Linked DNA regions of Homo sapiens: regions 2, 3, 4 and 5 are each linked to region 1. The links are chromatin contacts, found by Hi-C in ENCODE. All regions are on one chromosome and are shown on one strand. The core of a region is the stretch at or near the end of the contact, and the rest is flanking DNA. Distances in the headings are between cores, read along the strand shown.

The links. Hi-C counts contacts between places; a loop is a spot of excess contacts on that map. Pooled maps may share reads with other maps.
Region 2: a loop to region 1 is called in a pooled map, with 4 times the contacts of the local background. The contact joins the promoter of GNPDA2 here to the promoter of SCFD2 in region 1. A Hi-C loop is called at or near these places in 2 of 50 pooled maps.
Region 3: a loop to region 1 is called in a map of CD4-positive, alpha-beta memory T cell, with 20 times the contacts of the local background. The contact joins the promoter of COMMD8 here to the promoter of SCFD2 in region 1. A Hi-C loop is called at or near these places in 2 of 168 maps with a recorded cell type or tissue (CD4-positive, alpha-beta memory T cell and naive thymus-derived CD4-positive, alpha-beta T cell) and 5 of 50 pooled maps.
Region 4: a map of naive thymus-derived CD4-positive, alpha-beta T cell shows a loop between it and region 1 (19-fold over the local background). The contact joins the promoter of NFXL1 here to the promoter of SCFD2 in region 1. A Hi-C loop is called at or near these places in 3 of 168 maps with a recorded cell type or tissue (CD4-positive, alpha-beta T cell and naive thymus-derived CD4-positive, alpha-beta T cell) and 8 of 50 pooled maps.
Region 5: a loop to region 1 is called in a map of CD8-positive, alpha-beta T cell, with 8 times the contacts of the local background. The contact joins the promoter of SLAIN2 here to the promoter of SCFD2 in region 1. A Hi-C loop is called at or near these places in 3 of 168 maps with a recorded cell type or tissue (CD8-positive, alpha-beta T cell and naive thymus-derived CD4-positive, alpha-beta T cell) and 9 of 50 pooled maps.

Annotation. Positions count from the first base shown.
Region 1 is chr4:53,362,968-53,368,562 of GRCh38, forward strand. SCFD2 (sec1 family domain containing 2) reads right to left here and starts at 3,094. Exons shown (of 9, transcript NM_152540.4): 1 at 2,137-3,094. The coding sequence starts at 2,974. RefSeq lists enhancers at 2,520-2,569, 2,790-2,989, 3,010-3,059.
Region 2 is chr4:44,723,536-44,729,130 of GRCh38, forward strand. GNPDA2 (glucosamine-6-phosphate deaminase 2) reads right to left here and starts at 3,021. Exons shown (of 7, transcript NM_138335.3): 1 at 2,939-3,021. RefSeq lists a silencer at 2,437-2,731 and an enhancer at 3,224-3,353.
Region 3 is chr4:47,461,491-47,467,085 of GRCh38, forward strand. COMMD8 (COMM domain containing 8) reads right to left here and starts at 2,212. Exons shown (of 5, transcript NM_017845.5): 1 at 2,096-2,212. The coding sequence starts at 2,161. It overlaps LOC107986277 (a long non-coding RNA gene), which reads left to right and starts at 2,393. Exons shown (of 3, transcript XR_001741683.3): 1 at 2,393-2,461. RefSeq lists a silencer at 1,943-2,202 and an enhancer at 3,851-3,900.
Region 4 is chr4:47,911,590-47,917,184 of GRCh38, forward strand. It overlaps NFXL1 (nuclear transcription factor, X-box binding like 1), which reads right to left and starts at 2,994. Exons shown (of 23, transcript NM_001278624.2): 1 at 2,776-2,994; 2 at 2,380-2,616. The coding sequence starts at 2,614. LOC101927157 (a long non-coding RNA gene) reads left to right here and starts at 2,638. Exons shown (of 3, transcript NR_125879.1): 1 at 2,638-3,115. RefSeq lists enhancers at 1,862-2,548, 2,549-3,234, 2,745-2,974.
Region 5 is chr4:48,338,370-48,343,964 of GRCh38, forward strand. It overlaps SLAIN2 (SLAIN motif family member 2), which reads left to right and starts at 3,160. Exons shown (of 8, transcript NM_020846.2): 1 at 3,160-3,759. The coding sequence starts at 3,371. RefSeq lists enhancers at 2,581-2,700, 3,107-4,020 and silencers at 2,851-3,190, 3,331-3,640.

The DNA.
Region 1 (5,595 bases), core at 1,844-4,343:
ACAGATTTGTTTAGTGGCTTATATTTTCTCAGTGATATTAGAAGCGAGAAAAGTGAGTATGGGGAAGGAGATCTGGACACTTGATAAGGGAGAATCTATAAAATGATTGCTGCCAAATGGCAACTTTGTCTTTCTATGTGTCTTTATTTTGCAAATCATTCTTTTTTTCTTTTTTTTTTCTTTTTTGAGACAGAATCTGACTCTGTCACCCAGGTTGGAGTGCAGGGATGTGATGGTGGTTCACTGCAACCTCTGCCTTCTGGGCTCAAGTTATCCTCCACCTTAGCCTCCTGAGTGGCTGGGACTACAGGTCACCACACCTGGCTAGTTTTTTCATTTTTTATTTAATTTTTAAATTTTCTGTAGAGATTGAGTTTTGCTGTGTTGCCCAGGTTGATCTCAAACTCCTGAGCTCAAGCAGTCTGCCCCCCTCAGCCTCCCAAAGTGATGGGATTACAGGCATGAGCCACTGTGCCGGGCTCTAAATCATACTTGACTACGTTATATTGATACTTGACTACATTATATTGTAAACTTTTAGAGGGCAGAAGTTATGCTCACCTTATTTATTCTGTATGTTTAAAAAAAGGGCGCGGTGGCTCACGCCTGTAATCCCAGCACTTTGGGAGGCCGAGGCGGGTGGATCACGCGAGGTCAGGAGATCGAGACCACGGTGAAACCCCGTCTCTACTAAAAATACGAAAAGTTAGCCCGGCGTAGTGGCGGGCGCCTGTAGTCCCAGCTACTCGGGAGGTTGAGGCAGGAGAATGGCGTGAACCCGGGAGGCGGAGCTTGCAGTGAGCCTCGCGAGATTGCGCCATTGCACTCCAGCCTGGGCGACAGAGAGAGACTCCGTCTCAAAAAAAAAAAAAAAAAAGCATTACCTACTGAAGATGTAAAGAGCTGTTACTATGATGCTGGACAGTGGGATATTAAGTTTTGCCTAACAGAAGTCTTAGGGGAGGGTACAAAATTATGTGAACTTCCCAGTTGATTATGAAACAACTTTGCTACATTTTTGGCATAAAGAGATAGAAGTAACAGTAATATATAGCATCCACAAAAAAACTCAACAAGCATCTACTTATCAGGTTTTATCTTTTAATCCCCTATGGACTCTGTGATGCTACAGTTATTACTTATATATTTAAATCACAGACTGGACACCTGGTTTTTCCAGTCACATAATTAAGTTTACATCTCAGTATTACCATTTAGCCTACTTTCCATTTTTTATCTGAAAATTAATCTTATTAAGATTAAAAACTCAAATATACCTATTTCGTTTTTTATAACTTAATTCAACTTTTTTTCTGACCGATTAAAGGGAATGCCTACCAATGTCAGTTTTCCGATTATTCTCCCTGGACTTGGAAGTGGCTAGGCTATATTACTAACAGTATTATACAACCTAATTAGAGAACAATAAAGTTGACCTTTGAAAATAACATATCAAACATCAGAAAGTGTCTTTTCTTCATCTGCTTTAAGGATTACATTTGTTTCTTTTGTGTAAATAATACATTATTACAATTTGAGATTATTTACTTAATCTTTAATACAATGAGAGCTAAAAATAAATCAATAAACATTTGAAAATATTTTCTACAATTCTATTTCATCTCATTTACTAGTAACATTTAAGTTCAGCCTCACTTTTGAACACTCATTTCCTAAACCTCAATTGTCTGTAATAATTTTATGTTTTCTTGTGCAGTAGTTTTCCTTCCGCTGGGTCATCTATTAACACTTCTCCAACAAACCAGAGTCTTCTTATGAAGGACTGTTGTGAATACTGGCATTCGTAAATTTCTAAAAATAAAATTTCCCAGGTGCACAGTTTTCCTCCCTGTCAGCATAATCTTGGGCTAAAGTTGTTGTTTAACAAGGCAATGGGCATTTATGACATTTCTACCCATTACAGCATTTAACAAATGTTATTGTAATTGCTAATTCACCTGTCTGTATTCCACTTTAGACAATAAACTCTGTGAGATTAGAGACCGTGTCCATCTAGTTCATCTTTGTATCCTCAATCTAATATATAATAAAAGGTCAATAAAATATATGCTGAATCAATGAAAGTCCCAGCAATGTGGGGAATGGTAATGAAGAACTCCAGAGCAATGCACTTACCTGTGAGATCCAGGGTTCTGTCCACAAAAACCACTGATGCCCTGCCTGCAGCAGTCTTCTTCCTGTTCTTTGCAGGGGCATAATTGGCCAGATCCGCAGCGATGACCTGACTTAAGGAACCTACAGCAAAACACTCCTCCCGTACTCCTAAATGTTCACACAGAGAACTGAGGCCTGACACTAGGCATCTGATCTGCAGCAGCAGCTCTGGGGTTAGCGTAGTGGAGTCCACATCACCCAGGCTTCCCAGCTTCCTCTTGTCCGGTCGGGCGCTATTAAGGAGGTGCACATCCTGGGGTAGCAGTGGGAAAAGGGATGCAAAAGCTGGAGTCAAGGCAAAGTGGGGAGCAACAGGGGCAAGCAATAACGGGACATGGAACACCTCGGCCGTGTAGTTCATGTTGCCCATCCATTCACACAGCTTCTCCTCCAGCTGCTCGAACACCGGCTGCTGCCCCTCCATCTCGGCCGCTGCCGCCGCTGGGACATGATTAGCTGTGAGGTGGACAGCGTGGCTCACGGTTGTGACCACCACACAATACTGGAAGTGACTGCGGCAGATGATGTCCCGTAGGATCTCCACGGTCCGGCCTTTCAGCAGGCAGCTCAGCACAAACACTGCCTTGGGCTGCTTGGCTCCACCACCAATTGCGTCGGGCTCGAACTCTCGCAGGTGACAGTCAGGACCCCCCACCGCCTCCAGGAGACGGGTGGATCCGCAGCCCCAGTGCAGGCTCTCGGCGCAGGCGGCGTCCAGGTAAACCACAGCCCGTTTCACTTTGGCCAGCACCTGCTCCCATCCTTGCTGGGTAAAGGACAGTACGCCCGAGGCGCTCATGGTTGGGGATTCGCAGACTTGGGAAACTACGGTGCAGGAACTTCTTTCAGAACTCACCGCTTCCGGAAATTGGGCTCCGGGAGACTTTGACAGTCTCCACAGTACACGTGGTCGGCCTCTGACACGCTCCCTGATGGCGCTCGGTGATGACGTTAAACTGAGCGGTGATTGGCTAGAGAGGAGGCCGGGAGTGAGGAAGGATGGCGCGGTCGGGAAAGAAGTGGGTGGGGCTCTGTGGCTCCGGGCTTCCTCAAAAGCTCGTGGAGATCAGGTGTTTCCTGAGATGGAGCTGAACTGAGTTCTTTCCGTCGCTCGGCCTGTCTGCGCAGATAATCTTCTCAGATAATCTTCTCATGTTCCTTGAAAAGTCTCCGAAATAAAAACCTAATCCGAAATTTGGTATCTTCCTTAGATATGAACACGTCTCCAAAAGTACAGCCACCTTCTCAATCTAAACTCAGAGCAACTAGAAAAAGATAATAAAAACAACCGTGTGCAATATTTTGGGTTTATAGATTGCTGTCACATACGTTATCGCCCACAAGCCTCATAACAAACCCTGTTGTTCTCATTTTCACTTTCTCCATCTTTCCTCCCTCATCTCATCGTCACTACATCTTATAGGCTTAAAAACTCTCAGAATTCAGCCCTTCCTCTCCATTTTTGCTGTCACAAAAACCCAACATCATCGCTCACCCAGGCAATGATCTCCCAACATTTTCTGACTTTTGATCTCTTTACCCTCCAATTCTATTTTCTTCCTAATAAACAAAGTTGGTCCTACAACTTTCCTGCTTAAAAGCTTCTCCTAGCCCAGTTGCCTATAGGATACATCCACACTCTTTAAAAAGCATCAACATCCTTCTTGATTTCTCAATTTCTCTCCAGCTATTCCCAACATGGAGAAAAATTGTACCGATACAATGAAGTCAATAGGCTGAACCCAAAATGTTTTATGGGTTCTGTTTGTTCCACCAATATACTTACATTACTAAGTATAATCTCTGTGCTAAGCTTCAAAGATGCAATGGTTAATAAAATTCATTACCTAATCCACAAAGAATTTACCTGGTAAACTTACCGAAAATAATCATTCCAACAGTACTGCCTGTGAGAGACTTTTTCTAACTCACCACCACTATCACCCTATCACCTCTCACTTCCCCCACCTATCAAACCACTCAATTGATACATTCGCTAAGTACTTGCCATATCATGGGGTAAGTATTAACACTATTTTCTTTAAACTATCTGTTTTGCTAAATTATGCACTAGATGCTTGGTATCCCCAACACTTATAACAGGTGTTCAATAAATGTTCGTTGAATGAATGTTCAATTAATATCCATGGCCAGGCGCGGTGGCTCATGCCTGTAATCCCAACACTTTGGGAGGCCGAGGTGGGCAGATCACCTGAGGTCAGGGGCTCAAGACCAGCTTGGCCAACATGGTGAAGCTCCGTCTCTACTAAAAGTACAAAAAATAGCTGGACATGGTGGCAGGTACCTGTAATCCCAGCTACTCGGGAGGTTGAGGCAGGAGAATCACTTGAACCCAGGAGGGAGAGGTTGCAGTGAGCCAAGATGGCACCACTGCACTCCAGCCTGGGCGACAGAGCGAGACTCTGTCTCAAAAAAAAAAAAAATTCCACATAATAATATATCCAGCCAATTTTTAATAAATACGTACAGTATTCCAAACACTGTCTGGGTTTTAAGGATATAAAGAAAACTAAACCACAGCCCTGATTTCAAAATAATTATGATGAAATAAAGGGACCCACACATGTAAAACAAGTGCAATAAAATGTTACAGAAGCAAATACTTTTTAAAATTTTTTGTATAGGAGTCAAGAAGGAGGAAAAATAAATTCTAAGAGAAAAAGGAAGAAGTCAGAAAAAGCTTCATATAGGGCATGAGTTTTGACTTGCCTTCAAAGAAACCCAGGTGTTCACCAGGTGGACAGGATGGGGAGGAGGATTCTTAGCAGTCCAGGCACAGAGTGCAGCATAAACAAAGTCGTAGAGGCATAAAACAGTACAATATGTTCTCTGGAACTACAAAGGGTTTCCTATAGCTGGAGTGCATTGTATGAAAAAAGGCGCAAGAAGAAATAAGAGCAAGGAATTAGAAAAGAAAGAAATGGGCTAGATCAGCAAGAGCCTTATTTTCCATTCTAAGTAGTAGCAGCCAGTGGGGAAGTATTAATGTATTTTGGGGTATGGAAATAATTTGTTCACATCTGGATTTTAGAAAAAAAATGGTTCTAGTCAAAACATGGAAAATAATTTGAAATGGAGCAATTTAGCGCAGAGGGAGCAGTTAAGAAAATAATAGTATCAGCAGCAAATCTGGGTGAGAGAGTTGAAAAGCGTAACAAGCAGATGGACAGAGTGGGGAGTATGAATAGACGTTAAGAATATAGTGCCAAAGGGCTTGCTTATTAGTTTGACAGAGAGGGTGACACGGAAGGAGAATTTCAGGTTAGCACCCAGCTTTCTGTCTGGATGACTGATGAATGCCAGTCATTGAGATTTGAAAAACCATTAAGAGAAGCAGATTGCGGAATAAATACAGAGTTTAGTGGGGACATATTTTTGTTTGTTTGTTTCCTTATGGCA
Region 2 (5,595 bases), core at 1,771-4,270, 8.6 Mb before region 1:
GGCCTCCAGTTACTGCAAAGGACATGATTTCATTTTCAATGGCTGAATTTCGCGGTGTATATATATACCACATTTTCTTTATCCAATCATTCACTGATGGACACTCAGGTTGATTTCTTATCTTTGCTACTGTTGTTATTGGAAGGAAGGTCATGAGTGTGAGGTGTCCAGTTCCTTGGCATTTTGAACAAAGAACTGCACAAAAGGAACGAAACACAGGAATGAAGCAGCGAAAGCAGGGATACTGAAGCAAGAAAGCACCCCATGGGGTGGGAGTGGGCCCAAGCAAGCGGCTCAAGGGTCCGGTTACAAAGTTTTCTGGGTTTTAATACTCCTTTTGAGGTCCCTTATCGGTTACCCCTTATCTGCATGAAGGATTTGGTCCGTGGCTAATTAAAGGCTGAGGTGAATTGGCTCCCTATGCAGATGAAGGGATGGCCCATGCTTAGTCCACGGACAATCCAAGGCACTTTCCCCTTCCATCTGAGAGGTGGTGGAAGGCAGTCGATCGTAGGGAGAGTAGCCTTTGGTCCTTTGCTACTTGGGCATGGGGAGATGGGTTTTTTCCTTTTGGTCTAGCTTTAGGAAGTTTGCGTTAATTGGTTAACTGGCTTTAGGTTACCTGCCCCCAGACGCAGGTGTTTTCTCTTTTAGGAAGTCAGCACAAATTGGCCTTAGATTTCCTGCCCCCAGACCTTGGTGTTTTCCTTTGATTTAGCTTTAGGAAGTCAGCACGAATTGGCCTTAAGTCCTCTGCCTCCAGACCCTATTCTACTGCCTCACTGTGAATAGTGCTGAGATAAAAATGAATGCGGGTATCTTTTTGATATAATGAATTATTTTCCTTCGGGTAGATACCCAGTAGTGAGATTGCCTGATCAAATGGTAGTTCTATTTTCAGTTCTTTGAGAAATCTTCATACTTTTTTCTACAGAAGTTGAACTGACATTACCATCAATAGTTTATAAACGTCCCCTTATAACATTTACTGAACATTCTGTAATAATTCCCATAATTCTTAGATTTTTAATTCTTATTTTTATATTAAATGGATCAGTCACCAATACCAAGCTTTTTATAACATGGTTTCAGCATTCCTGAGTTTTGTACCCACACACTTTACATAGAGTAATAAGTCAAATTTTCTAAATTAATGAGATTAAAAGGTCTTATTAAAATAAATGTATGGAATCTAAATGTCTTTAAGAAGGTAACAGTTTCGAATTCTGACACAACAACAAAAAATCATGGTCACCATGATCTAGAATTCTGGCCCGATAACAATTATTTATTTACAGAAAATAAATTACATAGTAAGTCATAAATTCAGTCCAACAACTGGACTCAGCCTCCACTTAAATATAATCCATAATCTAATGTCAAAAACAATTTTAGAGTTAAACCAAAGAATCAGAAAGAATTATTGGCTGTAATGAACATCAAAAGATATATTTACTTCTAACAAGAATATATGGCCAGCTGATTGTTAATAAAACGGAAAAAAAATAAGGTAAGGAGGACGAGAAGCATTAGAGCTTTCCAATGTCTTCTGCATCCTGGGCATGTTATTTTTCTCAGTTCAACACACGTTTGAAGACCTATTATATTCTAAGCACTATGCTAGGTTCTGTAGACACAAAAATGATTAACTCTATTGTCAAAGGGCTTAGAATCACTTGTCTCTGAGGTTGAAAGCATTATTCTCACTCTTCATATACAGAAAACTGCAACTACGAGAAGTTTATTGCTGACGTTAAAAAGTGGCCCGGGGAGCTGGCTTTAAAACTAAGTGTTTCTGACTCAAAGAGACATTAGCCAAAGATGTCTTACCGGTTGAGAATCACTTACGATGCTAGTTAAAAATACAGATTCTCAGGTCCCTCTCCCTAGACACAGTGTTTCAAAAGATCTGAAATGAAGTCCAAGGAATCTCTGCTTTTGCAAATTATCACAGGGGATATTCATAATCAGGTGAAATTTGTTAAGAACACCACACATCTCACTGAAACGAAGTTTAAGCAAGTCTCTCAGACCAAGGTACAGGCAACTTTTTGTTTTCTTAAACTCTCTGGAGGGCGCAGAGTCACCTCCAAAAGTCCCAAATGAATCCCTTCACCCAGAGCAAAGAAGAATTTCTTCACCACATTTAAGTTTTTAAGATTTGACTTTTCCAGTTTTTGCCAATCCTCAGAGATCCAAACTATTGTCGCCTTATGCAATTCTCTGGCATCACAAGACAGCATCAAAAAACAACAGAGCACCACCCTTTCCCTCGTCTTCCTTCAGGTGCTGATTCATTTTGGATGTGCATCGCTAGGAAAAAGGGCTGCTGAATATAAATCGCAAAACTTCAATGGTGGATGACAACTTCTACACCCGTGAAGTTACACAGCTAGTTAATGGCGGGGCCAAGACCAGAATCTACACTTGCAGAACCTCTGCTCTGAGCTTTTCCCTACTCAACCTGACCTGTCCTGAAAGCGTAAGGGTGGCCTGGCCGCGCGTGTGGGACCGACCCGAGGAGGGACGAGAGACAGCAAAGAAGGCTGTGGTTCCTGCCCGGGAGGCGGGGGCTGCAGATTCCCCTCAGCTGCGCGTTTGCCTGGCCCTCACTTGGCAAAGGACAGCGAATGCAAATGAGGATGACTGTTAGGAATTTTTAACGAGTGTAGAGAGAGGTGTCAAGAAGAAGCCGCGAGAGAGGAGAGGGCAGGGACGCCTTCTCCCGTAGGCACAAATCCGGAGAGGACAACCAGGTCCGCGAGTGGCAATACGGGAGACCCCACGCGCCCCCAGCCTCGAGGTTCCTGAGCACCCATTCCGCCCCGGCCCGGCGTCCCAGTCTCAGCACAAAGGCCGCACAGGGCGAAGTTGCCGTCGGGTCCCCCGACCCGAGTCCCCTTCTTGGCGCCCCCGCCGCACCCCCCGCTAAACTTACCGGCAGACCCAATGGTTCTTCGATGCTGGAACAGCGGGAACAAGCAACACCCAACCACCCGAGAGCGACCCCAGCTGACCAGTGGAGCGCGAATCCCACGGACCCGGATGCAGATAAAGGCGCAGGAAGGAACCGCGGCGTGGCTGGCGGGCGCTGCGCATGCGCACCGCCTTTAGGACGCCTGAGGTGAGACGCGAGGAGTTCGGTCCGAGTGCGGTGCGGCTGGGCGCTCTTCTTGCCTGGAAGATCGCAGTTTCTGGGTCATCACTTTACGCTACTTTCCCCTCCCCCCCATCTTTCAAAGAGGGATTTGCAGTAGATTCTTTAGGCTTATGAGATTTAGTATGTAAGACCGTAGTGCTCACACGTACTTTGTTGCTTATGTTGCTGTTTGGCAACATGAATATATTTGCCATTTATGAATACATTTCTCTCTCTACTCCAAGCTATTGAATGCATATTTGCAAACGCAATGACAGATAAGCGTCTTGTGTCAAAAAACTCATCAAAGTTTGCAAAAGGGCAAACAGTACCATGGGAAATCGGGAGCGTCTCAGTAAGAGAAAACACTATATAATAGGGTACTGGCTTTTGCTGAATGAGTCTAAGAAAGGGATAGGGGAAGCTGGAATCAGCTTTGAGCTGGGTATCACAGATGTTTATACAGGAGTGGGAAGGAATTGGGCTGTGGAAATTATTGTAAAGAAAGCAGCTATCATTCAAAAGGAGAAAAGTGTGTTGTGTCTTCACCATGTTCCATCAGGAACACTGTTCCATTAATAACACCGTTTAGGGTTCTGTTAGGAACAATACAATCTTGACTCCTAGCCAACTTAAGGTTCTGTTTCTGTGGAAACTACAAGTTAAAAAAATGTAAAACGCTGTGTCCTCAAACTCGTTATATGAAGTTTTTCACCTGGGTTGTAAATCCAGCCTGCTTCTTTGAATGTAATGACTCCTCTTGCATCCTTTAGTGAAGAGTAGGATGTTACATTCTCGTTGATTTAGCTTCAAACAGCAACATTGCTCACATACTGATAATAGACAGGTTTATTAGTACTATCGCCTTCAGTAAGTTTGCAAAAGCGATTTTTGGCCAGATTCGGTGACTCACGCCTGTAATCCCAGCACTTTCAGAGGTCATGGTGCATGGATGGCTTGAACCCAGGAGTTGGAGACCAGCCTGGGCAACATAGCAAGACCCTGTCTCTCCAAAAAAGATTGAGGTAAAATGATGAAGTAGTTTGTAGGCTATGCATAGAATTTAGGCTTTGTATTGTAGGCAATAGGGAGTCACTTAAGCTTTATGAATTGAAGATAAGAGACTAGAACATACGTGTTTTAGAAAGAATGCTGTAGAAAGGTGGAGACTGAATTACAGTCTTGAATTACAGATATGTGCCACATAAGGAAGTTTAGGTAAAGAATGGACTGGATATTTGGCAATGGTCCCATAAGATTATAACAGAACTGAAAAATTCCTATCACCTAGCGACATTGTAGTAAACGTAAAGTTGTAGAGCAACACCACTCGTGTTTGTGGCTACATAGGTGTAAACCTACTGTGCTTCCAGTCTCATAAAAGTCTAGCACATACAATTATGTACAGGATATAATACTTGATAATAAATGACTATGTTACTGGTATATGTATTTGCTATATTATACTCTTTATCATTATTTTAGAGTGTATTCATTCTATTTCTATTTTTATTTTTATTTATTTGTTTATTTTTTTGAGACAGAGTCTCGCACTGTCACCCAGGCTGGAGTGCAATGGCACAATCTTGGCTCACTGCAACCTCTGCCTCCTGAGTTCAAGCAATTCTCCTGCCTCAGCCTCCTGAGTAGCTGGGATTACAGGCAGCTGCCACCACGCCCGTCTAATTTTGTTTTATTTTTAGTAGAGACGGGGTTTCACTTATTAGCCACGCTGGTCTCGAACTCCTGACCTCGTGATCTGCCTGCCTCGGCCTCCCAAAGTGCTGGGATTATAGGCGTGAGCCACCATGCTTGGCCCTATTTATATTTTTAAAAGTTAACTATAAAACAGCCTCAAGGAGGTCTTTCAGGAGGTATTCCAGAAGAAGGCATTGTTATTATAGATGAGAGCTCCATGTGCATTATTGCCCTGATGAACTTCCAGTGGGATAAGATGTGAAAGTGAAAGACAGGGAGATTGATAATCCTGACCTTGTGTAGGCCTAGGCTAACATGTGTGTTTGTGTCTTCATTTTAACAAAAAAATTTGAATAGGAAAAAAATTAAAAATAGATTTTAAAATAAAAAAACTTATAGAATAAGGATATAAAGAAACAAAATATTTTTGGACAGCTCTCCAATGTGTGTTTTAACCTTAACGTTGTTACTAGAGTCAAAAAGTTTTTTTTTTTTCTGAGACAGAGTCTCACTCTGTTGTCCAGGCTGGAATGCAGTGTCGCAATCTTGGCTGACTGCAAACTCTACCTCCCAGATTCAAGCAATTCTCCTGCCTCGGCCTCCCGAGTAGCTGGGACTACAGGCGCATGCCACCACACCCGGCTAATTTTTTGTGTTTTTAGTAGAGACGGGGTTTCACTGTGTTAGCCAGGATGGTCTCGATCTCCGGACCCCATGGTCCCCCCTCCTCAGCCTCCTATAGTGCTGGGATTACAGGC
Region 3 (5,595 bases), core at 962-3,461, 5.9 Mb before region 1:
TACACCTTATCCTATACTGTCCCCATGCTAAAAAAAAAACCCAGAACTCAAACTGAAAAATAAAAGCATTATCTTTTTTGGAATATGTTTGTTATTCATTCACAAATATGTAATGAACACTTCATCCCAGTTATTAAATAAAGTCATGGAAATGACCTTATTTAATGACAAAGGTCATGGAAATGACTTTATTTAATGGCAAAGAAACTATAATAGCTACCGTTATGGATCCCTAACTAGGTACCACACTCTGGACTGATCCTCACTACAACTCTGAAGTAACCATTGTTATTATTTCTATTTTACAAATGAGGAAACTGAGAATAAATAAGGCCCTACCATAACAGAGCTTTAGTCCATTCGAAAAAGGCAAACATACAAATACATGTAATTTAGAATGATGGGGCCATAATAAAAATATATACAAGGTACGAAGGAGCACAGAGAGGAAGCAAGGAAAAGTCCATCTTAAAAGGATGAGTAGTTGGCCAAGCAAAACAGGAGAGAAGAAGTGCATTTCTAGACACAAGCAAGTTATTTTGGGGGGTGCCTAGGGGGTGACAGGAGACAAGGCTGGAGAGGTGGGTGGAGCCAAATCAAAAAGGGCCTTGTGTACAAAGTAAAAGAGCCTAGACTTCAATCTGTGCTCAACCGGGAAGCAACCTATTCACACATTTGCATTATTTTTCCATATATTTGCTAACAGGTTGGAAGATGTAAGAGAGAGGGTGAGCCCAGATGCCTCAATTTTCAGTTAAGGAGTTAAAGATTAAGGGGCTTAAATTGTTGAGGACACTCAAAATGGAGGCAGTAAAGAGGTAGAAGAGATGTGAAAAGGGGGGGCCATGGATGAAACCTAGAACGTCAGGTTGAGAGGGGCTGGGTGAAAGTGGTGGTGCCACAAACCGAAAATGAGGCTACGGGAGGAGTAGGTCCAGGGGGAAAGAAGAGCTGAGGCAAGGGCATACTGAATTTGAGGTACCTGTGGCAGAAGCCTGACACTCAGGGAAGAGATTTTGGTTTGGGGTTTTTGGGGTTTTGTTTTGTTTTTTACCTGGCATTCTTGAACCATAGAGGAAGAAATTTTTGGCTGGACCTAAAGATTTAGAAGTCATCGACATATATGGTAATAAAGGTTATGGGCCTTATCTAAATGGGTAGAGTGAAGACAAGGAGAGCCAAAAGCCAATAAAACACTCAGAATCAACAGATCTGAGCATAAGTTCCAGCTCTGCCACTAACTGGATGGGCAATCCTGGGCAAGTTAGCCAAAATTTCTGCTGACATTTCAGGTTCCTCACTTGCAAAAACAAAGAAAAGAATTAGGTGTTTTTTTTTCTTGACCCTGGCAGGAGGTAAGTTCATTCCTTTCTGTCTCCTCCACACTTTCTCCAGTATAAATGGAATAGAGGAAACAGGAAGCCAAAATTGAGACTTATAAAAAAGATGCTCCACCAGGGCACAGGCTGTGTCTCACTCACCATTTACCTCATCCCATCGGGGCGCTCAATCTATGGTAGACTTCAATGAAAAACTGGCTGAACAAATGAATGTGGTTGCTTTTTCCAGATTCTTACAAGCCAGGTTCTTTTACAGACTGGAAGTCAATGGGTACATCACCTCTTGGGACGATCCTAACTAAAGTAACTCGCCCAGTTATTTCTCTTCCTACCAACCACCCTCAAGGGGGGAGGCAGGGTCCGCTTCGGTCTTTGTCACATTGTATTCCAGCACCTAGCTCTGTACCTGCTGTCCGGTAGGTAGGGAGCCTTTGGGAGGTTATGTGTTGAATGAATTAAGAAAACGTATACTAAGAGGCAGCAAACACCGACTTAAGCTTTCAAAGCCCAGTCTGGTGTGGGCGCTTCTGCGCGCAAAGCCCCTGGAGCTGCACCTCTAGGCTGGGGGTGGCGCCCCAAGCTGTCCTCCTAGGCTCCCCAGGGAAGGCGGGGACCAACCACCCGAAATCACGCCCCTTCCTCCTCCCTTCCCTAGGGAGCTTGCGAAGGCGTCCGGGTCGCACCCGGCCTGATCCGCACGCCGGGCTGTCGCGAATCCCAGGCCCCGCGCCGCTTCCCCCGGTACCCGCCCTCACCTGCGGGCCCAGCTCGGCCGGCAGCTTCTGCAGCCGCCACAAGGGCGTCCCCTCTTCCGGCTCCATCCCTGCGCGAAGCTGGGGCTTGGGTCACGTGTCAAGGCTGGCCGCTTGTCTAAAGCTACGACTCGCCCACGTGACTCTCGCCGGCGGGGAGGGGCGTGGACCCAAGAAGTCCCTGTGCGCTTGCGCAGAGACCGAACTACCGCTTTCCCCGTAACCAGGGAGACTGCAGTTTGCAGTGATGTGGCTAAGATACCCTTGTGCTATTAAAGGCACATTTACGTATCTTTCAACGCAGTTTGTACCTTTGTTTAGGGTTCTATTGAACTTTCTCTGTGCTCTTTAGAAAACCGTCGAATAAAGGTAACCATCTTTTTGGGTGCCTGGGCATGGTCATTGTCCCAGAGTTTTAACAGAAGTCTCTACTAAAGTATCCTGATTTGCAAGGTAAATTAAGGTTTTGCCATGAGCAACGTTCTGTATATAGATCATCCTAGGGAGAAGGTACTATTTTCAGCCCTATTTGCAGAAAGCAAACATGATTAGAGAAGTCACTAAGGTTGTCAGATTTAGCAAATGAAAATACCAAGCGTCCAGTTAAATGTGAAATTTCAGATAAACAATAATATTTTGTTGTAAGTATCCCCTAAATATTGTATGGGATATATTTATACTGAAAATTATTTGTCCATCTGAAATTCAAATTTAACTGGTGTCCTGTATTTTATCTGGCAACGCTAAAAATCACTGACCTAAGTAAGAGGCCCAGTCTGAAGTTAAACAAAATCAATCAGACTCAAGAGCCATGCTATTAATGTTGGACTAAGCTCAAAGTCCAAATATCCTTTCTGTTATTTCTTATTACAGCTGTTACTTTAATCAGGTGCTGAAGAATTCAGTGGTGGTAAAATGAGCATGTCCTGCAAAAGCGGATAATAATAACTAGTAGACCAGAAACAGGAATTACAATCTAATTTATAAATTTAATAATAAAAGTGGTGCAAAATGGTGAAGCAGAAGAGAAAGTATTCAATCTATGGGCTACGCAGAGAAAAACTACTCATTAGCAGCATTCTAGGTTTACCTCCTACGTCCTTTCTCTGTGTGCCTCAACTCTAAAAGGTGAAGTCAATTTCTTTCTCCCGTGAGTTTTCATGATATTTTAGCTGTCCCTCACTTATTTACCACTTTCTAGTTCTTAATGCAGATAGATGCACAACACTCATTGCCCTATCTTAAATGTAATTGTCTTAAGATACTTTGTGAATAGGAGCTCCCCTAGTAATAGTTAAAATGAGAAGTCTGGAAAACTACTTCACCTGAGTCTTTCTGTAAATCTAATGATGGGTAAGGTCTATTTTGAGAAAAAAACTTAAATTTTATGTATTATAATAATTGGGAGAAAAGTACTTTCAAGCATCTACTATATGTCAAACCCTTCATATATTTTTATCTTACTAATTCCTGCTACAGCCTTGTACAGTGGGTATTACAGATGAGGAAATGAACTTGAAGTAATATATTTTGTAAGGTCACATAGATAGTAGTTACAAAATCACTGGTCTGAGGCCAGAAACGGTGATCTCAGTTTGCATGCTTGACTACCCCTGCTGAGGAACTGAAATGATATGGCTTACCTAAGGCCACGTAACATGACTAAATAAGGTAAAATGACACACCTAACAGGGCCCAAGGTTTAGTCAGAGGACAGAGAATTAGGTCCTAACTCATCTTTCAAGCAACACTGAGTACTAAGAAGAATTTGATCTTTACTCTTGAATTTGGATGGGACAAAATTTAGCCTGCAACAAATATGGTTTCCAAAATAGTTAACAACTTGCAAGAGAGACAGCGCTTAATATTTGCCCTTTGATTAGTAAGAGGATGTTCTTATGTGTGTAATCCAAGAGGTTTTCAAAACATATGTCTGTCTCTTGTAGTTCCATCTCTATGAGGTATATTCTGGTCTCCATCTCCCAAATCTTATTTGTACTATAGCAATCTTTAAATGCATGAACTCTGGAGCTAAACTTCATAAGTTCAAACCCTGGCTCTGCAAATGACTATGTACTCTGGGCAAGCTATTTTCACTTCTCTGTGTTTCTCATTCCTTACAACAACCCTGTAAATTGTATAATTGGTTATAATGACAGCCTAGGATTTACAGGGTGGTTGTAAGTTGATATATGTGAAGTTCTTGCAATGAAGTCTGGCCTGGCACATAGAAAATTGTATTATATTCCCTTCTATGTGGACTTCTTTGCTCTACTGTTATCTAGCCAAAGTCTAGTGGGTTCCAGAAAGTTACCCTCCTAGTGAACTGTCACTGCCTTAGAGATGTGATCTGCATCTGAAACCCAACTAGCCAGCTATATAGTGCTGTATAGGTGATGTAGGTCATTGCTAACAGCTGGGAGAGGTGTACAAAGATCTTAGGTAAACCACAGTGTGTGCCCTTGCTGAGCTTAAACTGGAATTCAAGCTTGCTATTTGTGAAATAATTTGGTGCTCTTTTTCTGAAGTTAGTTTCCTTGAGATTTTTTGTTTTGAGGTGGAAGGAGGAAAGAGTTTTGCGCGCCATGCTTTGGGAAATTCACTCATTCACTCATTCTTTAACAATTGTTGATTAAACATCTACCATTGATTAGATGCTCTAATGACTCTGGGAATGCAAGCAGTGGACAATAATTTACCTTCTGGTTTCAGAGGAGAAGGAGTGCTTAGATAATGAACAAATAGACAATTAAGATGATGAAATATACTGAGAAGTATCTTCAGGAAAATAAAACAGTCATGTAATAGAAAGGGATGGTAGAAATATACCTTAGATTGGTCAAAAAGCACCTAGCTAACAAATGGCATTTATACTAAGGCATAAAGGCTGAAAAGACATGAAGGCAACATCTGGGGAAAAATAGTTGTGAGCAGAATGCAGAGGCTCTGAGGCAAGAGAAAGCCTGCCTTATTCAGCATAATTACCCAAGGCCTGTGTGGCTGGACAGGCCTTGAAGATGCCAGAGATGTGGGCATGGATTTGGTAAAGAAGATACCAGAGATGTGGGCATGGATTTGGACCAGTGAATTGACATAATGTGGTTTACATTTTTAAATGCTTATACCATGGAAACTGGAAAATAGTTATGCTATGCAAAACAGATCTTAGAGTGCAAGAGCAAAAGAAGGGGAACCAATTTGGAGGCTACTCCAGACTTATTCTAACTAATATAGAGATTAGAGTTAATATGGCCTAGTTTCCACCCCCAGACTGTAGAATTCCAGGGGCTTAGTGATAGATGGTGGTAGCAGGAACTAGATACAAATGGAAAGAATCAAAATATATTTTGGAACTAAGACCTATAGAAGTTGATGGTGGATTGGATGCTTGTGGAAGAGAAAGAGATGCTTGTGGAAGTGAAATGCAGACTAAAAGAGATAGTAAAGCATCTGTCATCCAAGCCAGCATGAAGTTTTATGCCCTGAACAAGAGACAGAGCCAT
Region 4 (5,595 bases), core at 1,744-4,243, 5.5 Mb before region 1:
TCACACAAAAAAACATATTTTACATTAATCCACACAAAGTATTAACATGGAAAACATGTTTCTTCCAACTTCATTCCAAAAAGAATGTTAATTTTGGATTCGTTCTTCCACTATTCAGCACTACCTGTACTTCTCATTTTGTTACTTGATTAATCATGCAAAACAAAACCAGATTACTTCACTGCACATACTCCCAAAGAAACTTCAAACTTCTTGAGAGCAAGGACCACAGGGATTTTCTTCAAGCACTAAGTGTTAATAAGCTCTTACGGACAGCAAACATAGTTTAAGAAAGGAGCCACAAACCTGCAGAACTGATCTGAGTTCATGAATTCCCATCTTGAGAGGATTTTAAATTTACTGATTGACTATTTTAAAATTAACATTATACTTAAAACTGATAAGCCACTACCAAGATAAGCTCTCTTATCTTGGGTGGTATATTCGTACTTGATTATGTTCCCTCATGAAACATTTTCCTTTTCTTATTGCAGCCAGTTTGGTTAGGGGTTATTAACAAAACAAATTGAGTATTTCAAGTAAACCTCGACGAAAATGTGTATCATGCTTACCTAGCAAGCTTTGAGTACTGGGAAAAAAGAACTGGCTATGAGATATATAACTCAAAACTTGTCACAAAAGAGATGATAAATGTCATTAATATACGGGAAATTAGCACTTAAAAGATACATAAGAAAACAGGCTGAACTGGACAGAGATAATGAGAACATTCATAACCTGATAAATGTATTCACCTAACATCATCTCAAAGTAAAGAGAAGCTGACAAGACAACCTTCTCACGTATTATTTCTTACAGCCAAATCTCAACTGTCCAGGTAGAGAATGCTTGTTTTCTTTTTCTTTTCTTTCTTTTTTTTTTTTTTTTGAGACGGAGTCTTGCTCTGTCGCCCAGGCTGGAGTGCAGTGGGGCAATCTCGGCTACTGCAAGCTCCGCCTCCCGGGCTCACGCCATTCTCCTTCCTCAGCCTCCCGAGTAGCTGGGACTACAGGCGCCTGCCACCCCGCCCGGCTAATTTTTTGTATTTTTAGTAGAGACGGGGTTTCACCCTGTTAGCCAGGATGGTCTCCATCTCCTGACCTCATGATCTGCCCGCCTCGGCCTCCCAAAGTGCTGGGATTACAGGCTTGAGCCACCGCGCCCGGACAGAATGCTTGTTTTCCTTCTACCCACGAGATGGAGACCATCCTGGCTAACACGGTGAAACCCCGTCTCTACTAAAAAAAAAAAACCAAAGAACAAAAAACAAAACATTAGCCAGGCGTGGTGGCAGGCGCCTGTAGTCCCAGCTACTCGGGAGGCTGAGGCCGGAGAACGGCCTGAACCCAGGAGGCAGAGCTTGCAGTGAGCCGAGATTGCGCCACTGCACTCCAGCCTGGGCGACCAGCGAGACTCTGTCTCAAAAAAAAAAAAAAAAAAAAAAAGTTTACCAAACCTGTTCACACGTCTCCATATTGTATACCTTATCATCACGGCCATTAACTGCATGCTAAGAGAATACCACCTACCTTTCAAATTAGCCTAGGAGAAAAATCATTCAAGATACTCAATTCTGCTCCACACCCCCCAAAAAAATGTATCCTGAAATGCATTCCAAACACAAAAATAAAATGATTTCAGGGATTATTCCCTCGGCCCCATGCACAATTGTGTGTAAGTCCTCCCTGGCTCCACGAAAACATGGTCTTGGATGAAAAGTATTGATATATCGGAGGCAACACCAGATATGTCCACAGAAGGACATGGAATTTGTAAATAGGAACTACAGTCAAGGAAGGTATCAAAAGCTCAAGTGCTTACAAGGAATAAGACAAGTCAAGAAACAAAGGCAAAGGTAAAGATGACAAATGACACCTGGCTCCAGAAATGAGAGAGAATGTGAGATGGAATGCCCAAGTCCAATCTAAATGGGATTTCTGTGACTCAGCCGAGCTGACTGTTGCCATGCACAAAGATAACTAAAGCCACAAGGTTGTTAACCAGATTTTTAAAAACGACAAACAACCGCTGACAATCAATCCACATTTAAAACTCTGTGTTAACCAAACAACATTATAGACCAAATCAGAACACCGGGCCACAATTTACAACTGATGGTCTGGAGATTCAAGTAGGCAAGAGTGGAGGGAAGTAACAAAGGTAATACCACCTAAAATTAAGATGAAAGAGGTGCGATGGAAATCTACCTAGAGTGCCGAAAAGAGCAGCCACCCGAAAGGCTGGAGAAGTGGGCCCGATAACAAACTCCCGAACGAGGGGAAAAGCAGTGAAAGAAAGAAGGCGAGGGCGGAGGCGGTCCTGACTAGTAACTGCCTTAGGAGGCATCCAGGTGAGCACGCGGGCGGGAGCCATTCTCACCGCTGGCTGCGGTAGTCTGCAGGGCTTGGGATCCTGCGGGGCTGTGCCTGCTCCCTGCAGCCGCCGTGGTCGCGACTCCTCCGGGACTGGTGCCAGAAGGAACTGCGCCCACCGACCCCTTCTCTCGCCCTCCTCCGGCGCCGCGGAGATGGACTCCATTTCCTGAGGGGGCGGCAGTGGCCCGTCCCCGGGATCGGCCTCGGCCACCGGCCACCTGGCGCCAGGAAGCTTCCATCCCTGCAAAGGAGAAAAAAAAAAAAAAGAGTGGAAGGAGGTGAGCGCAGCGAGGACCGAGGCGAAGGAGGGTCAGTGCGGAAACCCGGTGTGAGGGGCCGAGTGAGGAAGGTTCCTGCAGGGCGGCGACCGGGTTTTAGGAGGTCGCGGCCCTGCCTTTACCGGAGGGCGAGTCCCCGCCAAGCCCGGGCTTTGGAGATGGACCGAAGAGGGGAGGGAGGACTAGGTACAGAAATAAACCGCGGAGCAAGAAGCACACAGTGCCGAAGACAGAAAGCCGGAGGAGAAGTCGAAACCGCCTCCTCAGCCTCTGCGGGAGCGTGGTAGGGGAAGAGTCACAGACTGACCCTGCGTCTCCCGCCGGGAACCAACTGCAGTGGTACACCCCACGGAAAGCTACGTCTCCTTACCGACTGCGCACGCCCCCAACAGACTACAACTCCCAGAAGCCCCCGCCCGCGTTCCGGCGACTGCGTGGCAGCACGGGCCGCTTCCTTATCCGGTAAAGTGCGGGGGTTGGGTGGGAGGGAAACCCCAAGCGCCTGCGCTGGCCCGAACAGGCCTTTGGGAACTACAACTCCCGGCGTGCTCTGGGGCTAGGGAGGGGTCGAAGGTCATAGGGGCGCGTGGTGGTGGAGGCGGGCGGGTCCGGAGGGTTTCGTGACCCCACAATTTGCTTCTGCTTCTGCAAGACTGCCCTAAACTCACCTGGGTATGAGGATTACATGGCTCTGTCCCTAATTGGCTCTCTGCCATCTTTTATTAGCCTTGCCTTTGAGCTTGCGGATGACAGGAGGTGTCAATGTAAAATAATCAAAAGCGCGAAGTTTGAGGATAGCCTACCTAGAAACACCGACTCCAAGGAAGGAGTCAGCGTTCCGAAGTAGAGATTTAAGATTTCACTTATATAGGCAGAAACTGAGAGGTTTTTTAGCAGGATTACAGCATTTTCTCATACAAGGTTAGAGAATAGTTACAACAATTTGATTATAGACAGTGTTTCTTTTTGGGAAGTGTACATTTAACATTTTTCATAAAGGATTTTCTGTCATCTGGTCTAAGCAAACCGGGGCAACAAAGCAGAAGTTAATCTATAAGGATCATTAAGAAGGCAGGAAGTTTTTGTCCTTAACTTCGTTTAATTCTCTCTAGCCATTGTATAGAACAAGAAAAATAAGAAAGCAAGTTAATCTATAATCTGAGAAACAGAAGTTGTAACCACGTGTAACTCAGATGACAGTCACATCTCTCTCCAGGCTTAGTGAGTTTTAGGCTCCAACAACCTTTAAACTATTTATTTTCATAGGGAAGTCTCACTAACAGGAAAGGCACTTACATTGAAAACGCTTTGAGGTTGGCCACTGTGAAGGAGGGAAATTCGGGGGAGAGTTGCAGGAAAGTGGCTTGAGTAGTAAAAGTACCCTTCTAAAATGCTAGAGCCAATGTAGAAAATAAATCTAAAGCCTGTTATTGTCATAGTCCTTTGTAGTGTGCAATGAGCTTTCCCTGGGACATGCTAATTTTTACCTTCACAGCATCTCCCTAAAGTAGATTTTGTTAAGGAAAATAGTTGAGGGCCAGGACCTAAATCTTATGATTTTGCTGAGTTTTCCAATAAGATACATGTGCATATATACTGACAGGTAGATTGCAAAAATTCATTCTGGGGTCTGTCTGGGATTGAGAAACATATTGATGGCTTATTGTACAGTCCTTCAACTTAGTTAATTCTTCTATTTTAACCATAAATTTCTATTATAATATTTAGATAGCATTTATTAGATGTCAGGCACTGTTTAAAGTGTTTTACGTTATGTATTAACTAATTTGGTACTCACAGTAACCGTGTTTATTATCCCCGTTTTACAACTGAGAACACTGAGGCACAGAGAGATTAAGCAATTTGCCCTTGATCATACAGCTAGGAAGTAGTGAAGCCAAGATTCAATCCTAAGTAGTCTAGTATTAGAAACCATGCTTTTAATGTCTTAAACATAGATATTGCAGAATTGCCTGTACATTAACCAAACTCAAAAATGACATCCCATGGCCAGGCATGGTGGCTCACGCCTGTAATCCTAGTACTTTGGGATGCCAAGGCGGGTGGATCACCTTAGGTCAGGAGTTTGAGGCAAGCCTGGCCAACATGGCGAAACCCTGTCTCTATTAAACATACAAAAATTAGCTGGGCATGGTGGTGGGTGCCTATAATCACAGCTACTAGGGAGGCTGAGGCAGGAGAATTGTTTGAACCCAGGGGGCGGAGGTTGTAATGAGCCAAGATCGCGCCACTTCACTCCAGCCTGGGCAAAAGAGCAAAACTCCGTCTCAGAAAAATGAAAAGAAGAAAAGAAATAACATCTCTGAGAATGATATAACTTCATTGGCTAGAAACTAACAGGTGCACAGCAACTCTCTTAATGCTGCACTTGTATAAGAACTGTAAGTTTAAAGCTGCAACCAGCTTTCAAAGTTTGAAAACCCTAAAGTGAGACTTTTCTTCAGTGGGGTTTTCACATACAGGAAAGGAGCTGTTATACTCTGAGAGAGAATATAGTAATTATCACTGAGTAATGTCCAAGAAGTATTGAGTGGCTACTAAAAAGAGAGATCCTTCTTAGAATTATGTTATATGCCAGAGAGCTGGACTAGCATATTATCTAAATTTCCATGTCAAACTTTATTGAGAAATTTTTTCTGTTCCCTCAAATATTCAATAGCTAATAACAGTGACCAGCAATCCTTGAGTGCTTTCTATGTGCCAGCATTCTTCTAGGTCCTTTTTTCTTTTACTCATCTAATCTTCACAATAACCATGAAGTAGGTATTGTTATCGTCAAAACAATTTTTTTTTATTATACTTTAAGTTCTAGGGTACGTGTGCACAATGTGCAAGTTTCTTACATAGGTATACATGTGCAATGTTGGTTGGCTGCACACATCAACTTGTCATTTACATTAGGTATTTCTCCTAAAGCTATC
Region 5 (5,595 bases), core at 1,910-4,409, 5.0 Mb before region 1:
GCACTTACCATGTACTAGGCACTGTTGTAGGCACTGTTTTAAGCACTGGAGATATAACAGTGAACTCTGTTCTCCTGCAGTTCACACTCTACTGGTGAGAGACAGGCAGTGAAGAAAAAAAGAAAGAAAAGGAAGGAAGGAAAGAAAGAGAGAGAGATGTGTCTGAGAAAAAATGAAACAGGATTAAGAGGATGGGGAATGACACAGATGCTATTTTATGGAGAATCATAATGAGGATAGTGAATTTAGGTGCTATTTGGGCAGAGACCTGAATGAAGTGAGGGAGTCAGTCATGTGATAACGTGAATGACAACCAGATCCTAGACAGAAAAGCAAGTGCAAAGTTCCTAAAGTAGAAACATGCTTGGCTTGTTTGAAGAAAATCAGGAAGGCCAGTGTGGTAGAGTGATGGGGAAGGTGTTAGTTAATGAGATACTTGCAGAAGTTGCCGAGTATCCAGAGCCCTATAGTCCAGGGAAAAGACTTTGAAGTATGTTGGGAAGCCAGTTGCTTCTGAGGATTCTGAGCAGGAGAGTAACCTGATGTGACTTACACAAAAGATCATCTGGTTGCCATGTACACAAGAGACTGTAAAGCAGCAAAGTGGAATAGCTCATTAAAAGAGTACCACTGTAATCTAGACAAGAGAAGATGGCAACTTGAATTAGAGTCGTAGCAGTGGAGGTGCTGGGAAGTAATTAGACATATTTTGAATGTAGAGCCAGCACGACCTGCTTAAAGATTGGATTTGGTGGGTGAAAGAAAGTGAGGAGTAGGGATTATCCTAAGGTTTTTGGTCTGAGCATTTAGAAGAGCTGTCATTTATTGGAATGGTGATGACTACAGGACAAGCAGATTTAAGCGTGTGTATATGCTGTGTAGTGTGTATGTGTGTGTATGAACTGAATGTTGTTTGATACTTAAGAGGCCTATTAAACATCCAAATATCTAAATTCGTGCCTGCCATATAGTAGATATATTCAATATTTATTGAATGAAAAAGGTAAGACATTGAGTAAGGCAATAGAATTTAAAAATCCAAGTATATCTATCCACTATGAACTTCTCTATATATCTAAGTATATTCACTCTCATGTTTTGCAACCATGAGGCCTCACCAGAATCCTTTACTTTTTCATCCTGGAAGAGATACTGGAGATCCTCCAACTCACGCATTCTAAAGTAAACTAAGGACCAGAGATTAGAGAGCAGCGATCAAGGTCAAGTGCATTTATGCTACAGCTAGAACCCGACATCAGGCTTTCTGATTCTTAATTCATTGTTCCACACTACAACAGCTTTTCCTGCCCCACAAACATTAGTGCTAACTTCATAATGTCCGGTGAACTGTTCTTTTCAAGGAGTATATTTGAAGGGTTCGCCTTATAGAAACTGACTAGTTGGAATCTATTTTACAAAGCATTGAATGCAAGTGAAAACTGCTACACGTGAAGTAGTCATGATTTTTAACCCTCCGGCAACAAGTTCAGACTGGTCAGAAAGAGCAATGATATTTAGATGAGCATTACACAGATAATATATATTACTTGACAATTATGTTAGCAAACAATCACATCCTTTGACTAGGTCTGTATAGCTAGAAAAATACTCGACTTATAGTTAGCCAGCAAACTTTTAACACAAATACGTTTTTTGCTACGAATAAATAGCTACGTGGTTTTAAGTAGAACTTATAGTCTACTTAACTTTCAACAAACCAAGTATTGAGTGTCCACTGTGTCAGTGTACTAGACATGGGAAGCAAAAATGAAGTGTCCTTAAATCAAGTAAACAGACAAAAACAAACGAAAAATAATTCTTAGAGAAAAAAGCAATTTAAAAAAAAGTGCAAACACCTATTGAGAACTATTGATCACGTAGTGCTAGAATATGCAGAATAATTAGATCTTTGTGGAATTGTTGGGAAGAGGTTTCCTGAATGAGAGAGTATGGGATTTAAGAAAAGAATCAGATATGGCAGGCGGAGAATATGGCACTAGAAAAGCTAAAGGGTAGAAGCAAGTCAGTCATGGCATGAGTCCACACTCAGGTGTAACAGGACTGGATCATTGTTATTAAACTAAGGGTGGAGGCGGCAACTGAAGAAAAGCTGCAAACACAAGCCAAAGCCGTTCACAATTGACCTCTGAAGACCAACGACTGTGATAATGTGATCAAAACAAAGCATTTAAGTTTTGTTTAGGTTTCCTGCCGCATTCTAAAGGCAGACTTCACATTCTTACAATTTTCTTCATTCTTCAGTATCTGTCAGCGTGTTTAACTACTTTTAACATACAACTTTTAAAAAAGTCAAGACACACTACGAGGAACTTTTTCCGAAGGAAGTGATCCAAAGAACAGAGTGTGAGTCAATAAACGGAGAAAGGGAGTAGAGAAGCGGTTTACTATCCCCCGCTTCCGCCCCAGTGTGCTGTAAACTTTAAGTCGGGAAAACTATGTTTTAACCGATGAGATAATGCCTTTAAAAGTGCTTAGCACACTGTCTGGCCAGTAGGAAGCACTCAAGAAATTATGATTATTTTGACCTTAGACCTCTCTTAACTGTCTGAAACTGGGGTTTCTTATTTTCAGGGGAAGAAACAGGACACAGGCAGTCTAGAGGCTCCTGCCAGCCGAGACAATCTCCAATTAAAAGTCGGCATCGATTAAATATTTGCTGAACAAAGTAAACTGTCTCTCCACCGCCGGGCTGAGCGCCCACTCGAGATCCGGCCCGGAACAAGGGCGAGACTGGCCCGCGGGTCCCACACTCCCTGTAAGGGGTGGAGAACACGCCCACACGCCCAGACCAACAGGCGAGGCTGTTCGAGGACCTTGTTAGCCACCTCAGCCCCGCCCGCCGCGAGCCTTCTGCTGGCCTCCCGTTCTGCAGGGACCCTCCCTAGCCAGCCCGGCCGCGTCCCACATCCGCCGACACGCCCCTTCCGGCCTAATCCCCGCCCCTCAAGCACCGGCCCCGCCCCATAGGCCCCGTCCGTGGCCCCGCCCCGCCGCGAGCTGGCGCCGGGTCCTCTCAGCGCCCGCCGGCGGCCGCGTCCACCCCCGACGCTCTGAGGTCACCGACTGGGCCGGCCCGCGGGGGGCGGAGGGACGGAGGGAAGATGGCGGCAGGGGCCGGATATTGGCGCCGCCTCCCCCAATCCCGGAGCCGGCGCAGATGAGGCAGTTCGGCTGGGGCCAGCGGCGCTTTGGAACCCGAGGTGGGGGGACCCTGGCGGTGGGGCCTGGTCCTGCTATATGCCGGCGCCTCGGCTAGAGTGAGCGGCGGCGACGCCTCTTTCCTCCGTCTCTTTCCCTGTCGCTGCGAGAGCGAGCGGGCGGCGGAGGCGGCGGCGGCGGCGGGGCCGGGATGGAGGACGTTAACTCCAACGTGAACGCGGACCAGGAGGTGCGGAAGCTGCAGGAGCTGGTGAAGAAGCTGGAGAAGCAGAACGAACAGCTGAGGAGCCGCTCGGGGGCCGTGCAGGGCGCCGGCTCCCTTGGGCCCGGCAGCCCGGTTCGGGCCGGCGCGTCCATTCCCTCCTCCGGCGCGGCGTCTCCTCGGGGCTTCCCCTTGGGCCTCAGCGCCAAGTCGGGCGGCGGGCCCGGGTCGGGCCCGAGGCGGACGAGTAGCGAAGAGCTGCGGGACGCCACCTCCTTGCTAGCGGCGGGCGAGGGCGGCTTGCTGGACGAGGTGGAGCCGCTGCGGCCCGACGAGCTGGAGCGCCTGTCAGGCTGGGAGGAGGAGGAGGAGAGCTGGTGAGCGCGAGGCGCCGGGCAGGAGCTGGGCGGGGACGGGCCCGGGGGCGGAGAGCGTCCTCTGAGGGTCCCTCTGGTCGGGCGCCTCGCTTTGTGTAGCCGGGTCCGCTCTCCTGTGGCGACTTGTGGTTTTCTTGCTTTGGCAGAGGGAACGTCAGCTGGAGTTGGGGGTTCGAGGCGTGCGCAAGTAACAGGGTTGTAGCTCGTTGTCCTTTGGATTGTGGACCTTCTGAGTGCTGGACCCTATTGGGGTCTGTGGGTTGGGGCAGCTTGAGAAGGGCTGTTCGCCTGGGGAGGAGTCGGAGGTGGGAAACTGCTTTGTAGGCAGGGATCCTGCTTTGTGTAAGATACTGGCTTTCGGATGGTGGCCCTGGGCATTCTGGATGTAGGAGAGGGGTCTGCTTGATGAGGTATCACCAGGTGTGGGGGTCAGGGGCAGACCAGAGTCGTCTACGTCTATGCAGCGGTTGGTGTTTGGGACCCATTTCTGGCGGGGATGGGGAGACCGTATGAATCAGCACTCCCCTTTGGGTAGTGGGGTAAACCTTGCTTTGTGTGAAGAGAGGGCAGAGGATGGTGCTGCTTTTTTTTTTTTTTTTTTTTTTTTGTTACTCTGTGTGAAGAGTCAAGGGTGGAACGAGCCCTGGCTCTTATTTTCTAAAACAAGAATTGAGTCTGGCGTTTTGCAGAGCTCTGAATTGACAGTTATCACATCCATCTTTCATTTCCACGTCCTTCTAGGGGCAGAGAAAAAGAGTCCTATTTAAAAATTTAAACCAAAGCTATATTGTCATAAGCCACTTCTTGATGAAATTGTGGCCCCCCCACCTTAATATCACTTTCATAAATAGGACATGGGAGGCTTTTCCTCTCGTTTTATTATAAAGATGTGTGTGGGCAATTATTTGTCTTAATTCATTTTTCTTAAAGTTTTAACTTTTAGCTAAAATGTCTCTGCTCTATTGAAATTAAAACTTCTAACAGTGAAATCGAAATCATTCATAGACTCTGGTATTGCAGGGCTGGAACTTTGCAGTGTTCTGAGGTAGTTAAGAGCTTTCCTGGGTTCGCCCCTGGTTTTGCCACTTACTAGCAGTATGACCTTGAGCAAGTTACTCTGAGGCTCACTTTCTTCTTGTATTTGATGGAGAAAATAATAGCACTTACCTCTATAGAGTTATGAAAATTTAGTAAGATAATTATGTATGCATTTAGCGCTGGATCTGGCACATAGTAAACTGTCTAAAACAAGCTGCTATTTGTTACTCTTAAGCCTAGTTACTTAAATCAAGAAACAGTTCTTATATGATGTTGTAGGAGATTCTGGTGATTCTTAAGTGTTGATCCCTGTTCATAAGGCAGTTATAGTCTTGTTGAGAACTAAGTTTTGTGCAGTTAAATAAACTAGAAAGTGTACAGTGAATTACCCAAAGAGTGATAGAACAAAGAGTACTGACAGTGCTCAGTAACTGGGAAAAAAATAGTAGTCCAAAGTAGTTGGGCCAGACTTTGAGGAGGAGGTGGCTTGGAGTCTGAAAGTGAGGAAAGAGCGGGAAGGGCATTTTATGCTCTTGACAGCTACAAGAGCAGAGTCAGAGGTATTTGTAACTCTCAGGAAGATTTGAGTAACAGAATTACTCTTGAGTATATGATGACATACCTTTATTACCAAGTGATATCAAATATTAGAGCTGACTGTGGTAGTGACAGTTTTTGATATAAATGTGAAATTGCATTCTCCCAAAGGAATCTTGGGTATGTATGCACTTTAAAAGAACCCAGAATCTTGTAAATATTGTCACATGGCTCTTGCAAGTGATGATAATAAAATGATGC